2 separate regions of the Homo sapiens genome follow, and region 1 is linked to region 2. The links are chromatin loops, found by intact Hi-C in ENCODE. Cell type or tissue: heart right ventricle. All regions are shown on one strand. Links, peaks and the distances in the headings refer to the core of each region. The heading gives the core; the rest is flanking DNA. Region 1 has its middle 4.2 kb from the start of FGFR3. Region 2 overlaps LETM1 (leucine zipper and EF-hand containing transmembrane protein 1).

Evidence for each region. Peaks named below come from ENCODE experiments on the same cell type or tissue, not always from the same donor. Only the 100,000 strongest peaks of a DNase experiment are listed, where the experiment ranks them.
Region 1: a loop joins it to region 2, with 7 times the contacts of the local background. A loop is called at or near these places in 3 of 110 quality-filtered maps.

What each region holds. Positions count from the first base shown.
Region 1 is chr4:1,787,619-1,790,521 of GRCh38, reverse strand. No RefSeq gene overlaps it. Among named protein-coding and RNA genes, the nearest start is that of FGFR3, 4.2 kb to the left of the region's middle. In heart right ventricle, for the core only: no CTCF peak of the experiment used is centred there; no DNase peak of the experiment used is centred there; H3K27ac peaks cover 804 bases.
Region 2 is chr4:1,841,640-1,844,542 of GRCh38, reverse strand. It overlaps LETM1 (leucine zipper and EF-hand containing transmembrane protein 1), which reads left to right. Exons shown (of 14, transcript NM_012318.3): 3 at 2,746-2,903. Among named protein-coding and RNA genes, the nearest start is that of LETM1, 13 kb to the left of the region's middle. RefSeq lists a silencer at 1,685-1,935. In heart right ventricle, for the core only: a CTCF peak has its summit at 1,678; a DNase peak (open chromatin) is centred at 482; H3K27ac peaks cover 1,687 bases.

The DNA of each region.
Region 1 (2,903 bases), core at 150-2,649, 54 kb after region 2:
GAATGGCTTCTCCAGTGGCACTGTCTGGGAGCAGTTAGGTCAAAGGGCAGGAGCATTTCCGTGGTGCCGCTAATTTTGCCAAATTGGTTTCAAAAGGGTCCTAGTGCCGCCACGGCCACCAGCAAGGAGTTGCTGCCCACTCTGCCCCAGGACTGTCAGGGCCACGGGAGGTCTTGCCTGAAAGCTCGGTTTAGTATTGTCTGAATAATTGTATTGTTCAAATGGATCACTTCCAAGCCCACAGGTGCAGATGGCATTCCCCCGACACTGAGGTGAGGCCAGGCCGGCTGCTTGACTCCTGAATTTCGGTGACTCTGCACATTAGCTGTCAGTAGCCACAATTTCATCACAGTGCCCTTGCTCAAGCGTTTCCACAGACCCTTTGCAATATTACCTGGCTTCATCCTCGTGGCACCTGATGAAGTAGGCCCTTCTGGGGCCTTTGAGGCAGGGAGGGCAGGCGAGGACTCGGGGAGCCTGTTGAGGGTCCGCATGTGCAGGAGGCTCCAAGCAGGTGCCGGCCGGACAGGAACTTCCCATCTGCTGGACTCCGGTTTACACCTCCCTACCCACTCCCCCTGCACCCCCACCCACCTCCTGAGGCCCATACCCAGGGGTCCCCCCTGAAGGTGAGTATGGGAGGCAGGGGCCGAGACAAGCGGCGCGTGCGGCTGACGGCCCGGCCCAGCCCAGCCCTGGCGGTGACTCAGAGCTGGGCAGCCTGGCTTGCTGGGGCCTGCGTGGGTGAGTGGCAGAGGGTGCCTGGGAGGGAGGCCCATCCTGGGTGCAGGGCCTCCGCAGGTTGCCCATGGCCCCGCTCACACCCGCGTCTCCTGCGTCTCCCTTGCAGGTACTCGGAAAATGGCAGAGGCGCCTTCGGCAGAGAGGACATTCCCAGCACAGTCTCAGATCCACACCGCCTGTTCCCCACAGCACTCCGGGCAGGCAGCTGCCGCCTTTCCCGACAGGGAGGTGGGCAGGGAGGCCGAGGCTTGGAGACCTGGAACCCAGGGCAGGCGAGCTGCCAGAGAGAGCCTCCTGCCCAGCTCCCCTCTGGGATCAGAACCTGGCCTAGGGCTGGGGCTGCTGCGGGGAGCTTCCCTCGGCCCTGCCATGAGGCTGAGTGGAAGGACAGGGGACACGGAGGTCCGGAGTGGGTATCAAGTCCCTTCTGCCCATGGGACCCCCTGGGAGCCATGCGATCTCCCCTCGGAGCTCCCCATCTCCTACCACCTTCCCCAGGAACCACTAGTGCCCTTCCACACTGTCAGGGCACAGGGTTGGGTGCCAGGGATCAGGGCAGGCCACCATGGGATGGAGGAAGAAGGGCCCCTGGGTAGCCCTGCTGAACTGGACTGGGCTGTTAGTGGGGCTATAGCTATTATAGTTTATGGGTAGTTTCTGCCTTCTATTTTATTTTTGAGACAGGGTCTTACTATGCTGTCCAGGCTGGTCTTGAACTCCTGGGCTCAAACAATCTTCCCGTCTCAGCCTCCCAAATACAGGCATGTGCCACCATGCCTGACTTTGCCTTTTAAATTTATTCTCACAAAATTTGAAAAGTATTAAAATAAAAAAACAAACCTTGATTTGCTCATTATAACAGAAATGAAATTTTAAAGAACGTGAAGAAGAAGAAAAAATATTCCAAAATCCCTAAGCCAACGCAGCTAGCAAGACCCTTAATTTTAGCTCTGAGCTTCCTGGCAGGCTGAGGAAAAAGGGTAACACCGTGAGTCATGAGCTGCTGGGAGCCTGTCGTCTTGGATATGGCAGGACAGTCCCAGTTCAAACATTCTGGCCTTTTTACCGTTTGGTTCACTCAGACCACTAGACCTCAAGTTCTGACTTTGGTTTGGAAAATGTGGCTGCTCCCAGATGAGCAAAGAAAGGAAACCAGAGCTGTCTGCAGACACAAGAGAGAGCTGTAGAGATGGGGGCGGGGGTGAATGTTCAGGCTCCCCCTGGGCTCCTGCCCCAGCCTGGGAGTGGGGGAGGCCCAGCTCCCTGCCTGGAGTCTGGCACAGGAGGGCGGCTCGAACTGTGCGGAAGCAGCAGGAGGTGGTGGTGGGGTCCCCCACAGGGGTGGGTGGGGCGGGCAGTGGAGGGCTGGCCAGGGAGGGGTTAAGGCTGGGCAGCTCCCAGGATGGCGGGGGCCAGGCCGGTAGCCGCTGAGCAGCTCAGAATCTATTTTCCTAAGCACTTGGCATTTGCCTGAAACCTCAAGTGTATTTTCCCTAAGTTTTATTTTTTCTTTGACCCCAAACTCTGGTAAATTTAAAGGAAATTTAATTATGGTGTTTTGGGTCCATTTACACTTAAACCCTCTCAGCATTTTTTCCAAGACCCTTTTGGAGTTCAGCACGCCTTGGGAGCCTTCTAAATGAGCGTTTTTATTATTATTATTTTTTGAAAAGGCTTCACTCCCCACTTCTGCCCCCCCAGCACCAGCCTTCCTGCCAAGAATAAACAAGCCCCGACTCCACAGGCTCCGGCTGAATTAGGAATCCAGGCCTCGGGGCCGCCGGTCCAACCCCACGTCACACCCTCCTCCCTCCGCGGCCTCCGCCCTCTTCAGGATGCCCCTTCCTCTCAGCCCTGCCCGCCACTCCGGGTGTCACCTGGCCAGCCTCGGCCAGAGCCCCTTCTCAGGGCCTCGCCTGGCCACCCTCTGCCTGCCCGTCCCCAAACCATGGACAACGTCAGTCGTGCTTCCGGCCAGGGCCCAAGAGTCCAGAGTGGCCAACTGGGCCCAGCAGGCAGCTGCCCACGAGAGGCTGGAGATCCCGTCCAGCCCAGCCGGGGTGTGGGGACGGCCCCACCCCCACAAATGGGTTGGCTTGGGGCAACCCCACACCCTGTGTGGCTGAGAACCTGTGGATGGCAAGGTGCGGAGTGCTGGT
Region 2 (2,903 bases), core at 315-2,814:
CCAAGCTGGTCTTGAACTCCCAGCCTCAAGTGATCCACCCACGTTGGCCTCCCAAAGCTCTGGGATTACAGATGTGAGCCACTGCGCCCTGCTGGAGTATTTTCGATCCAAGAGAACATCGTGGACATTATGTAGCAGCTTCCAGCCTTCTTTCTCATAGAAACAAAGGCAGAGAAGCAGCACCCAGACTTTGGGTAAGCAAACTGTAAGACAGCAGTTGTGAGACCCAGCAAACTTGAATCTCACTCAGTGGGGAAACCTCAGCTGATGTGAGGCTATTTTTATTTCTAAATCTGTACTTAGCGTGAATGCTGATGGGATTTGCCGGGGGATGTTACTGTGGTGAGGACCAGGCCCCTGCAGGTGTGCCCAACTCTGGATGGCTCCCTGCCTTCACTGAGTCCATCGTGTGCTTCTCTGCCTGGTCTGTTTTTCCGAGTCTTCGTCTTTGCCTGTCGACACCCCGTGACTGCTGGCATCATGCCTTCTTGTGGAAGCCACCATCGTCCTTGCTAACTGAGGGTTGTGGAGTTGTGTAATTCAGCTTGATGCAGGGAGGAGGTGTATTCCCATGTGTGGGCACTGTCATCACCCACACAGGGAGGTGAGCCCACCTCACAGAAGGAACACAGCCTGGCCAGGGGGCAGTCTGAGCCTGCGTGGGCTCTGCTGCATTCTGTGTGGCTCGGCTCTCGGCACGCCTTGACTCAAGACTGCATGGATTCAGGGGCCCCTTCCTGGCTCAGAGGTGACCCCAGAGCTGAGGAGAACCTAGAGACATGGTGGCTGGGGCTGGGCCAGCGCCTGGAGAGAGTCTGAAGCTGCCCTCACAGGGATTGGGGAGGTGACCGAGGTGGGGTGCCTGTCCCCCTTCCCACCCCTCCCAGGCCTCATTGGTGTCCACCAGGCACCTTCCACGTGTCTATTTCCCGTATTCTTGAGAACCTCTCCGTGAGGTTAGTGTTGGGTTTGCATGTCTGTAATTGAGGGAAGATTTTGAGCCTGGGAGAGTTTTTGGGGGAGGTCCCCAGACCATTACTGGTGCAGAGTGGAGCCCCTGCTGCTCTGGCTTCTGATCCTGGTGTGTGCTCGCTCTAAGCTGCCCTGGGCTGACAGTGCCCTGCACCAGCCGCACTGCCCTCTCTGGGCTGCAAGCCGAGGATCCCCATCTGAGAAACAAGCAGCGGGTCCAGAGAGTTCCCCGCCTGGCTTCCAGCCCTGATTGGTGGCTTCTCCGAGGCTGCAAGGCGGTGGTAATCACGAGAGCCACGTCGTTGGTGGGTGTTCCCATGTTGCAGGTACCGTCCTGGTACTTAGTATCTGTTAACACACAAATTCACGAGGAATGCTCCCAAAGCACAGAGAGGTTAAATTACTCAGTCTAAGGTCACGCAGCAGTAAGTAATGGAGCTGGAATTTGAGCTCTAACAGTCTGCTCCGGAGCTCGGGCCTTGCTGCTGGCGTCAGGCCATGCACAGAGAGCTGATGGAAGCAGGAGGAGCTGATGTGAAGTTATGCGACACACATGGCCTTTTAGGTGAGCTCGGGCCACCCGGGGGGATTTGTGTCCAATCAGCAGGGGAGTTTCTAGTGTGCCAGGCAAGACACGCAGGAGATCGTGAGGCTGAATGGGCCTCGCGCAGGTCAGCTGTTTGAATTTTGGACTGTAAATGGTGGTGTGGCACCACGCTGCGGTCAGATGATGGTCTCTGTGTTGCACACAAACCATAGGTTCTGGGCCAGGCATGGTCTATGCTGCAGAAGCTTAGGCTGCAGTGGCCTCCTCAAGGCCTTTCTGTGGGTGGATATGGCACAGGCGGCAACTGGGGCCGATGCAGCGTGGACCGAGATGGGTCTGGGTTAGTGCCAGCCTCCCACTGCTGCCTGTGAGGCCTCGAGCCTGCTCTCTGGCCCTCGGTGGCCTACATTCCAGTTGGGAGAAAGCAAATGTGGTGCACACAGTGTGCACCTGGTCTCTAAGACGGCCAGATGTCAGCAGGGCACCCGCTAGGAGGCAGCACTGTGGATGAGAGGCAAGAGCGGTGGAGTGGTCAGGGAGGTCTGAGTGAAGCAAGGGCATGAGCTAGGGATGTCCAGGCGGGGGGGCAGGTGTGAGGCTCTGGGCTTGGAGCCTGCTGGTGCCGGACAGAGTGGGCAGGTGGGTAGAGGAGGAGGAGATGGGCCTTGGCCCTTATTCTTTGGATTTTGTTGTTTTGCTCTGGTGCCTGCGGGCAGCTAGTGTAGAGGTCTGAGGTCAGCGAGCACCCTTACTGATTTGCAGGACTTGTTCAAGAGCCACGGATCTTTCCAGAAAGTCACTTGTTGGAGGAGAGGACCTCCAAAGTCAACAAAGTCTCTGCTCTGCACTCCATTCCCCCACGAAGTGCCAAAGCAATGCACCCTACCTCCCCAAGTCTCTGGGAGTGGGCCTGGGAGACCCACCCAGGGATCCAGCCTTTGCTGATTGTGTTTGTGTCTGACTTGCCTGCCTTTCTGTGGGGATCGCCCGCCCATGCTCCTGTCCGACGTGGTGTGGGGCTGAGGGGGCTGCACACTGTCCTGGCCTCCCTTCCGAAGGGCTCCCCAGCGGGCAGTGCAAAACGTCAGGAAGTAGGTGGGATTGTGTGTGGTTGTGACATGGCATGGCACGGGGCATGTGGGTTTTGCTGCTGTTGGTGTTCGGTGCTGAGCTGTCAAAGGCTAGTGCTGGCTCTTACTACTGTTTTCCACTCTTCCCTTTTCAAGGAATGTTCCATTTGGCTGCTGCACTCCCATCCACCCTGTGTACACATCCTCCAGAGGCGATCACCTCGGCTGTTGGGCTCTGAGGCCCGAGTGCCTTCGCATAGTGTCGAGAGCGCCATGGACCTCTACCTCTGTGGGTTTTGTGGCTGTGGGACCTC